Regions from separate parts of the Homo sapiens genome. Here region 2 is linked to region 1. A link is an interaction called in ENCODE POLR2A ChIA-PET data of the cell type or tissue named here. Cell type or tissue: IMR-90. All regions are shown on one strand.

The links. ChIA-PET counts read pairs that join two places held together with the same protein. Peaks named below come from ENCODE experiments on the same cell type or tissue, not always from the same donor. Only the 100,000 strongest peaks of a DNase experiment are listed, where the experiment ranks them.
Region 2: POLR2A ChIA-PET joins it to region 1 with 13 read pairs; 2 of 35 experiments call an interaction of 5 or more read pairs at or near these places.

Annotation. Positions count from the first base shown.
Region 1 is chr9:37,935,795-37,940,794 of GRCh38, reverse strand. The region is part of intron 5 of SHB (SH2 domain containing adaptor protein B); the gene reads left to right. It also overlaps the pseudogene RNU7-124P. Among named protein-coding and RNA genes, the nearest start is that of SLC25A51, 34 kb to the right of the region's middle. In IMR-90, no CTCF peak of the experiment used is centred here; DNase peaks (open chromatin) are centred at 2,534 and 3,554; H3K27ac peaks cover 3,017 bases.
Region 2 is chr9:37,568,374-37,573,373 of GRCh38, reverse strand. All of the region lies in intron 1 of FBXO10 (F-box protein 10), which reads left to right. Among named protein-coding and RNA genes, the nearest start is that of FBXO10, 5.5 kb to the left of the region's middle. RefSeq lists a silencer at 4,676-4,876. In IMR-90, no CTCF peak of the experiment used is centred here; no DNase peak of the experiment used is centred here.

The DNA of each region.
Region 1 (5,000 bases):
CAGGAATACCCTAAGCAGAAATCTTGGGGTTTAGGGAACAGAAAGAGACTTTTTCAATTTTCTGGTCCAATATCTTGAACAAGTGGAGATACTGAGGCCCAGAAAGAGGAAGAAGCTTGCCTGCCTCTGGCTTTCCCAGCAGGCAAGCTGTTTGCTAGCAGCATTTGAGCCAGCCTGAGTCAGGGCAGCAGGGGTGGTGGGGGAAGAGGGGGTCTGTCTCTTTGCTCTTATCGCATGGAGGATTTCATGTCCTTTCAGGGCTCATGGAGGAAAAATGAACTTTCTGCTCAATTAGCGTGCTTCGTGTTTTCTCCTTCTAAAAGGTTTAAAAGAAATGCCACAATTAGAAGCCACTGCTGTAGGCAAAACAGAGACTCCTCAAACACTCTTTGCAGAGGACTAAATGAGAACAGTGAACTTTAGAATGTGCAGATGCCTTGCAGGATAAGAGAGTGCACCATTGAGGGGACACTGTGAGGAATATTAGATGACATTTCCCTTTATTCAGAATTACTGAGAAAATGTGCCCTGCTGGTGGTAAAACATTGCCAAGGACGCCACCCTCAACATTAGACTGGCACCTCTTCTGGACTCTGAGCCTGGTGCTTTGGTGATTCTGGTGCAGTGGGGGTGGAGAGTGTAGGAACAGCCCTGGGCCTATGCCCAGGAGACCTGGGTTCAAATCCTAGCTCTGCCTCTGACAAGTTACGGGATCCCAAACTAGTCACCATGATTTGCACCCTTCCTTTCTGAAGGGTTCAGACAGACCCTAGTTTGAGTTCTGCATATTCTCTGAGCCCTCTGTTTACTCTCTAGCACAGCAAGTGTAAATCCTGCCCCGCCACCTGCTCTGGGCTGCTGTAACATGTGAGTGAGGTGATACGGGTCAGCATGCCCAGCACAGGGCCTGATATTTGGGAATAGCCAGCTTTCACACTGTGATAGTATGTTCAAGAAGAGTAGCAACCATTGCCATCATTTTTACAGATAAAGAAACTGGTGTTCACATTACGTCACAGTTAATGAGTAAAGAGATGAGATTGCAACACAGCTCGAGGCCTCTTTCTACCTTGTGGGGTCTCTCGGAATAGAAACACCCCCATTCCTCCCTAGCAGGCCCTGAGAAGCCCAGCCAATGGCCAACTAGTTCTCTGGACCAAAGCTGGATTTTCTGACAGGACCTGTGACCATGAGCCCTGTGCCCAGCATTTCTCAGACCCCTTTCCCCAGGCAGTGGTGACATGGAGAAAGCCCAGAGACCTGAAACCAGAGGGGCTGGTTCTGAGCCAACAGTGTCAGCATCCATGACCCAAATAGAAGAGTCTAGTTTCTTCTCTGGGTCCAGCCCTCAAGGAGCTGTGAAGAAAGCGCAACTCATTGCTCCTACTTTACAGAAGAGGAAACAGAGGCTCAAAGGGGCTTAACCTGTCTTAAGGCCGTGTTGTCAGGGAGGGGCAGAGGCTGAGCCTGCCCAGCTCCTGGACCACTGTTCTTTCCTGACCCTTCTCAGCCATTTGCTCCAGCTAAGCTTAGAAGTTCTCCATTTGCACTCAGGTGCTAGGCTGATGATGCTGAGACTATCTGGTAGCAAACTAGGAGGCCAAGGCCAATTCAGAGGGGCCAGTGGCAGGCGGCCTACATACCTGATGAGAGAGAAGTTTAGGAAGCCCTATCTGGCCCTGGGTGTGTGATATAGATCAGGAGAGAAGGACTAGGGCAGTGGGAGTAGAAAGGAGAGGTGTGTGGAGGTAGAATTGATGAGAGGGAGGAGGAGTGAGGAGTCAAGGACCACATCCAGATTTCGGAGCAGCTGGGTGGATAGTGGCTCTCCCGGCTGCAACGTAGACCTGGAAAAGACCAGGAAAACAGACTCCCTGCAGCTCAGCTTCCCCCTTCCCAATGCTGCCTAAAACGCAGAGGCAAGAGGTGCCTGCTCTCATTCTGCCTCACTCTGCCAGTTCACGGCCCAGTGCACCACCCCCCAACCCGGCAGTGCCAGACGTGCCCGTCAACAGGCTGGGGTTCCCTCCCTGGACTGCTGCGTCTCCCGTCTGAGCCAGGGATGGAGCAGTGCCCTTTGTTTTACCGGAGCTCCTTGGTCTTCTCCAGCATCTGAGCAGCCGCGATTACATTTCCAGCCGGTTTTTAATTGTCTCGTATCAGCCCACATAAATCTGCCTGTGCGGCTCCGCCACCAGGGAAGCATTCCAACTGCCCGTCTGTCTCCAGGAAACCTCTCGTGCCCCGGGACAGTTGCCTTCTGAGGCATTGGGTGGTCTCTCCAAATGAGAAAAACATTTCTTTCCAATCACATTTCTAACATCTTGTTAATTTGAATTATTTAACAATATTTTTGCAAAAGCCATCTGGGAATGAGTTGGTTGGCGACTTGGGAGAAGGCATAGAGGGTGCTGCAGGGAAGGCCACGAGGACAGCTGCAGACGTCACATCTGCTATCAGTGAAAGGGTGGCTGCATGGAGAGGAAGGCTGTGATCAGGAGCCCGGGGATTACAGCCTGAATCCCACCATTCCTACCAGCCAGGAGGTCACCAGTGAGTCACTTCCCGTCTCAGCCTCTGAGCCCTGAGGCCCAGATTTGCAATGGCAGTGGAAGCTCTTGTAAACTCTGAGAGGCTGCACAGATGCAGGTAGGGTGGTTTGCAGAGCCTTTGTGCTGTAGGGGCTTATTTTACTGATAGCTGGGTAAGCGATACAAAGGCCCCACAGGAAACATGATTGGCCCTTACCTAGAGGCATTCGGTGGGGCTTGAAGCAGCTAACTTCACGTGGTAAAATCCCAGTGTTAAGGCAGGGCCTGACTGTTCCCCAGACTTTTGGGGAGTCAGAGCCCAAAGGGAGTTGAATCATCCAGGTCAAGACCCTGGTGGGGTCAACTGAGGCACAGGAAGGCAAGAGGACCTTCCTGAGGTCCTCTGGAAGGCTGCTGGTAGAGCCCCCAGAAGTCCCAGCTCCCACCCCAGGGTTATCACCCTTTGGAGCCCCGTAAGCACTGTATATTCTTCTCTCATTTTCTCCACAGACATTGTCAGTCCTTGAGGCAGATTTATAAAATCAGATGTCAAATTTTATAGCCCTTGTCTTCGCTCCCGCAGTTCAAATGCTAGGGCTATAAAATGAGGTTTTGTTGTGTATGCGGCACACTCGCACGCAGGCGCCCTTGCCCTCTGTTGGAGCAGAGGCTGTTCCATCCGCGGGTCTATGTCTTTCACCTGCTCTTCTCTAGGAAGCTCCCCTGTGAGCAGCCTCCATCCTCCTTCCAGCACGAGTGTTTGCCACTTTTAATAATGCTTTGCTTTTTTTTTTTTTCTTATCTTTTTAAAGATTATTTCACCCAAGAGGAATATCAGAAACAATTGGGTTTGGCAAAGCTAGCTTATTCCAAATGCTTTAATTAAAACCATTTTTTAATTTTAATTTTATTTTTGCCATTTCTTTTGGAAAATCCACACTCTGCTTATGGCCTCAGGCAGCTTGGAGATCACCCTGCCACGTTTTAAGCACAGGCTTTCAGGGCGGAGCTTATAGACAAGTCAGCAGCATGGCTTTCACCACTGAGCTCTTATCGTGCCCTGGGCTGTCAGCTGGGTGAGGAGACAAAGACATGTCAGCCTCTGAGCTCACAGTCCAGACAAGGAGACAGGACAGTAGGGAAGTACTGTGATGTACAGAGGTGTGGCAGAAGACAAAGCGAGGGAGAAAGAAAGTAAGTCTGACTAGGGGCATCTTGGAAGTCTTCCTGGAGGAGGGGCCAGTTGAGGAGGACTTCAGATGTTAAGATGTTTGAGAGGAGAAAACTGGGGAAGTTATGGGGAAGCAACAGGACATTTAAGCAACAAGGACATTTAAGTTGGAGATTAGAGGAAAGGCCGTATGCAGTGTCCTTCCTCCCTAAGGTCCCAACTTGGCTAGGGTAGCTGGCTGTTCAGTTTTCCCTTGGAAGTGACAGAGCCTCTCTCTGTTTTGTAAAATGTCACCCAGTTTTTGTTTCCAGTTTGAGGTGCATAAAATGTTACAGCTCTTCTAGAATTTGTCTAGCAGATTTTCCAGTTTTTACTAGAAACCCCCCAGGAAAAAAATCTAGGTACATAAACCCTGGGACCTTGCTTTCTAAATTTGCCATCTAACATCTGATTTTGACCCTCAGGGTTGTAGTGTGAAATGATTTGTCATCTGCTAGGAACCTTTCTTGGCTGAGCGTTCTTTGGGAATGTGTCTTTTGGTCTCAACACCCCAGAGGGCCTGGCACATGATAGGTACTCAGGAAACGTTTGGAGATTATATTTGGGAGAAAAGTAATCACAACATGCAAAATGAGCCATGATTGTAATAAAATCAGATTGCAAAGGTCAGCCCAGTCGGTAGCCGTATATCACATGCATGTACGCATGTGTGTGGGAAAAATATAGGAAGGCACTATGCCAAATTGTGATTAACCACTGTCTGTGGTGATGAAATGGCAGGTTTTTATCTTCTTTTTATTTTAGATTTGTGTTTTCTGGATTTTCCACAGTGAATCTCTTTTATAATGGTGTTTTGTTTGGTTTTGTTTTGTTTTTTGAGACAGAGTCCCGCTCTGTCGCCCAGGCTGGAGTGCAATGGCGCTATCTCGGCTCACTGCAACCTCTGCCTCCCAAGTTCAAGCAATTCTCCTGCCTCGGCCTCCAGAGTAGCTGGGATTACAGGTGTGCATCACCACGCCCGGCTAATTGTTGTATTTTTTTTTTTTTTTTTTAGTAGAGACGGGGTTTCACCATGTTGGTCAGGCTGGTCTCGAACTCCTGACGTCAGGTGATCTGCCTGCCTTGGCCTCCTAAAGTCGCCCGGCCTATAATAGAGATTTTTTTTTTCTTTAATGAGGCAGAGCAGGAAGCTCATTGGCTATGGAGTTAGGAAACGCATTTCTGGTTCCGGCTCTGTCTTGAGATTTTCTTTGTAACTTCTCTGTGCCTCAGTTATTTGGGGGTACTTTAATTGGCTC
Region 2 (5,000 bases), 370 kb after region 1:
TTCTCCCCAAAGCACCTCACTCTGGGCTTTTGTTGAGCTTTTCACCAGGCTGGGTTCCCCTGGTGTCCTGGAGAGTTCTCTTTTAGGGCATTTGGGGCCCTTCCTGCTAGCAACCTTGGTCATGGTCATCTAGACCACCCAAGAGATGTCTCTGTTTTCAAACTTCTTATCAGAGTTTGTGGGCTCAGTCCCTTCTCTTCTTAACCTTAACCCAAATCCCTTTGGCAAATTGGTTCCACATACTCTCCAGGGTTCTGCCTACCGATGATTCTCAGGAATGACAGCCTTCAACAAGATAGCTACCCCAGGACTTTGGGTGCCTACTCACCTTACTTTTCCATATGTAAAGAGGGGTCGTCAGGTCACCCTGAGCCACACAGATTTAGGCATTCTGGAAAATTTACTTGGCATGTACCCTGTTAGGGATTTTGCAGGCAAGGTTTTAATTTAAAAATAAAGGATTTTAGTTTTCTCAATTTTTCTAAGAAACAATAATCAGTATATTTATTTCATTTATTTGTTTTAAACTTTTTGAATATGAAATACAGCAAATATGCATGGTAAAAAACACAATATATAGTTTAGCAAATAACTCTAAAGGAAATACACACGTAATCACCAACATGTCAAGAACTGGAACATTGCCAATACTCAGTACCTGCTTCCAAATCATAATTTCCTCCCCTAGAAGAAATCATCTTGTGATAATCATTTTTTTGCTTTTCTTTGTAATTATATCACCTATGTATATATCCCTAAACAATATAGTTTTAAGTTTTTTAATTTCATACATATAGAATCATACTTTTGCATTTTGTGTTTTGCTTCTTTTGCTCAACTTGTTTGTGAGATGCATCCACGTGGCGGCCTCACTTATTTTCGTTGCCAACAGTGTTTCATGGTATGGCTGTGTCACAATAGATGTATTCATCCTGTGGTTGATGGATACTTGAGTTGCTTATAGTTTCTGACTGCCAAGTACATCCTTAGATATTTTCTGATGTATTTGAACAAGTTTCTTTAGGTTATATATGTTAGAGTACAATTGCTTTACTAGATAGTGTCGAACAGTTTACTTTCCTACCAGGAGTATATGAGAGTTCCAGTTGCTTCATATCCTGGCAAATAGTTGCTTTTATTGGTTTTAATATTTTAACTATTTTCATGTGTGTGTCTTGATATTTCTTGTGGTTTTAACTTGCTCTCCTTGGTTACTCTTGAGGTTGAGCACTTTTTTCTTTTTTCTTTTTTTTGGAAACAGGGTCTTGCTTTGTCACCCAGGCTGGATTGCAGTGGCGTGATCATGGCTTACTGTAGCCTCAACCTCCTAGGCTCAAGAGATCTCTCCCACCTCAGCCCCCTGAGCAGCTGGGACAGCCAGATAATTATTTTATTTTTTTTTGTAGAGACCAGGTCTTGCCATATTTTCCAGGCTGGTCTCAAACTCCTGGACTCAAACTATTCTCCCATGTCAGCCTCCCCAAGTGCTGGGATTACAGGTGTGAGCTACCATGCCCAGCCCTTGAGCAGTTTTTTGTTGGTTAATTGGATTGCCTCTTTTGTGAACTGTCTATTCATGTCTCTTGCCATTTTTAAATTTTTTAAATTGATTTTTCAATAAGGAAATATATATATATATATATATATATATATATATATGGCTCTCTTTTCACCCTCTTAAATGGTGATATCTTCGATCCCATTCTGTAGAAGCAGGGCATAAAATAGAGATTCTTGTTCAAGTGAGACTGTGGGAGAAGCCCTCAGGAAGAGGAGTATGAGGAAAGCTGGATTGGGGGAGGAGAGGCACAGCCTGGTGAGGGGGCAGTTGCAGTTTTCTGGAGAAAGGGACATCTGTGAGTTGTTCTCAGCTGACACCACATCTCAGTGACAGGTGTGCTAACCAGTAAAGATGATCTGGATGGAACCAGTAGTATTCTCCACAGTCCACTTCTTGTACCATACAGATAGGCTTGCTTCTTATATTAAGTTCACTGTATCCAGGTACAGCTTCTCCAGGATTCTGGTTAGTCACAAATCCTGGGAAAACTTATAAGAGGAAGATTAGTGAGACAAATTACAACCCTTGCTGCTGCAGTTGGTCCAGAAATCTAACAAATACCCATATCATCCTCTTCCACCATCCATTTTAGTTTCCCCTTCTTTGTCCCTTGAATGTATGATAGAACTTGGTGATGAAGCCACCTGGGCTCGCAGGTGTGTTTTCTTTGCAATCTTATTTTTGACCACAGACTCAATGTCTTTAATGGTTCTAGGGTGATTTTGTTTTTATAATTTCTTAACTAAGTAATATTTTCCTAGGAGTTTATCCCTTCATATTTACTTATATAAAGTTGTTTATAATTTTTTTTTTTTTTTTTGAGACGGAGTCTTGCCCTGTCGCCAGGCTGGACTGCAGTGGCGCAATCTCAGCTCACTGCAACCTCCGCCTTCCGGTTTCAAGCGATTCTCCTGCCTCAGCCTCCTGAGTAGCTGGGACTACAGGCACGTGCCACCACGCCCAGCTAATTTTTTGTATTTTTAGTAGAGACGGAGTTTCACCACGTTGGTCTGGATGGTCTCCATCTCTTGACCTCGTGATTCACCTGCCTCAGCCTCCCAAAGTGCTGGGATTACAGGCGTGAGCCACCGCACCTGGCCGTTTATAATATTTTCTTATCATTTGGTGTACAGCATCTATAGAGATATCCCCTCTTTCATTCTGATTTCATTTTAATGCTTTTTTTTCCTTCTTCTTTGGTTTTAGTAGAGGTTCTTTTCAGAGAACCTGCTCTTATCATCAGTGATAGTCTTCATAATAAATTTGTTTTCTGTTTCATAAGTTCTGCTCTGTTCTTTATTTTTCTCTTCTATTTTCCTTGGATTTATTTTGTTCTTTTTCTGACTTCTTGAAATTGATGTTTAGTTTCATTAATTTTTATCTTTTTGATTCTCTCTATTTAAGGTTATACATTTTTTTCCAAATTCTGTTTCAGCAGGAGTTCACAAGTTTTGATATGTGGTATCTCTGTTGTTTATTTCTTTTCTTTTTTTTTTCCGAGACAGACTTTCACTCTTGTTGCCCAGGCTGGAGTGCAATGGCACAATCTCGGCTCACTGCAACCTCCACCTCCCGGGTTCAAGGGATTATCCTGCCTCCTCAGCCTCCCAAGTAGCTGGGATTGCATGCATGCGCCACCATGCCCAGCTAATGTTTTTGTATTTTAGTAGAGACAGGGTTTTACCATGTTGCTCAGGCGGGTCTCGAACTCCTTACCTCAGGTGTTCCACCTGCCTTGGCCTCCCAAAATGCTGGGATACAGGCATGAGCCACTGCGCCCAGCCTTCTTTGTTGTTTATTTCTAAAAATATTCTAATTTCCATTGTAATTCTTTTTCTTTAACCAATAGATATTATATTCGAGAAATGTGTTTTGTAATATCCAAACATACTAACATTTTCTAATTATCCTTTATTTATGACTAATTATGACTGTGGTCAGTGAGCTTGTTCTGTTTTTGGTTGGTTGGTTTGTTTGTTTTTGAGACAGTCTCACTGTCTCCCACATTGGAGTACAGTGGTGTGATCATAGCTAACTGCAGCCTTGAACTCCTGGCTCAAGCAATCCTCCTGCTTCAGTCTCCCCAGGTAGCTGGAAGGACTACAGGTGTGAGCCACTGTGCTCGAAGCTGTATAATTTTAATCCTTTGAAATTTCTTGATACTTCTGTTAGAGCTCTGTTTATGGTCAGTTTTTATAAATGTTCCATGTGTGTTTGAAAGTAAAATGTATTCTACAGTTATTGGATTCAATGTCCAATGAAATGCCATTAGATCAAGTTTGTTAATGGTGTTCAAATCTTCTTTATCCTTACTGGGTGTTTTTTTTTTTCCTATGAATTATAGAGGGATGTGTTTAAATATCCAAGTATAATTATGAATTTGTCTACTTCATCTTTTAATTTTTTTTTTTTTTTTTGCTTTATATCTGTAAGGCCGTATTATCAGGTGCATATACAAATATAAAGTTGTTTTATCTTCTTAATTCTTAATTCTTAATTCACTTTTTATCATTATGAAGCTGCCTTTTTTGTTTCTAATAATTTTTTTTTTTGCCTTATACTTTACCTGATAGTGTAATCTTTTTAAAAATCTACACAAGGTATTTTTTTTCCATTAGTTGCATCTTTTCTGTAACTGTGTTTTAGGTAAGTCTCTTATGAATAGCATATAATTGGGTTTTGGTTTTTTAAACCCTGGGAAAACTTATAAGGAAGTTTTAAAGTCAGGGAAAACCCTGACTTTCTCTGTCTTTTAATTAGAACATTTAGTCCATTTTCATTAATAGCACCACTGATGTATTTTTGTTTAGGTCTGCCTTATTTTATGCTCTCAATCTGTTTGTCCTGACAGTTCTCCATTTCATTACAGCTGTCTTCCCTTCTTTGGAGCTATTTTTCATCATTCACCTTTTTTTTCTACTAATGTGGATGTTATACACTTTTTCTTAATGGTTATGCTTGAAATTTCAATTTGACCAAAGTTGATAGATTTCCGTTATAAGTGGTGAATATCCTTGCTCTTTTGGACAGACAGTACAGCGACCTTAGACCACATGAACTCCGACCTTAGACCACATGAACTCTGACCTTAGACCACATGAACTCCGACCTTAGACCACGTGAACTCCGACCTTAGACCACATGAACTCCGTTTATCCTTTTTCCACCTTAGGGTAGAGGAGATGTAAATACAATGTATCAACTTTGATTGGAGTCTTACTAGCCTACAGAGAGAAAAAGGAAGAGAGTAAATAATTTACCTGAGAAAACAAAGTAAATTGGTTTCTTGAAAACAAAGTAAATTGGGTGGGTGGGGATGTGTGCCAGTGGCTCACACCTGTAATCCCAGCACTTTAGGAGGCTGAGGTGGGCGGTTTGCCTGAGGTCAGGAGTTCGAGACCAGCCTGGCCAGCACGGTGAAACCCCATCTCTACTAAAA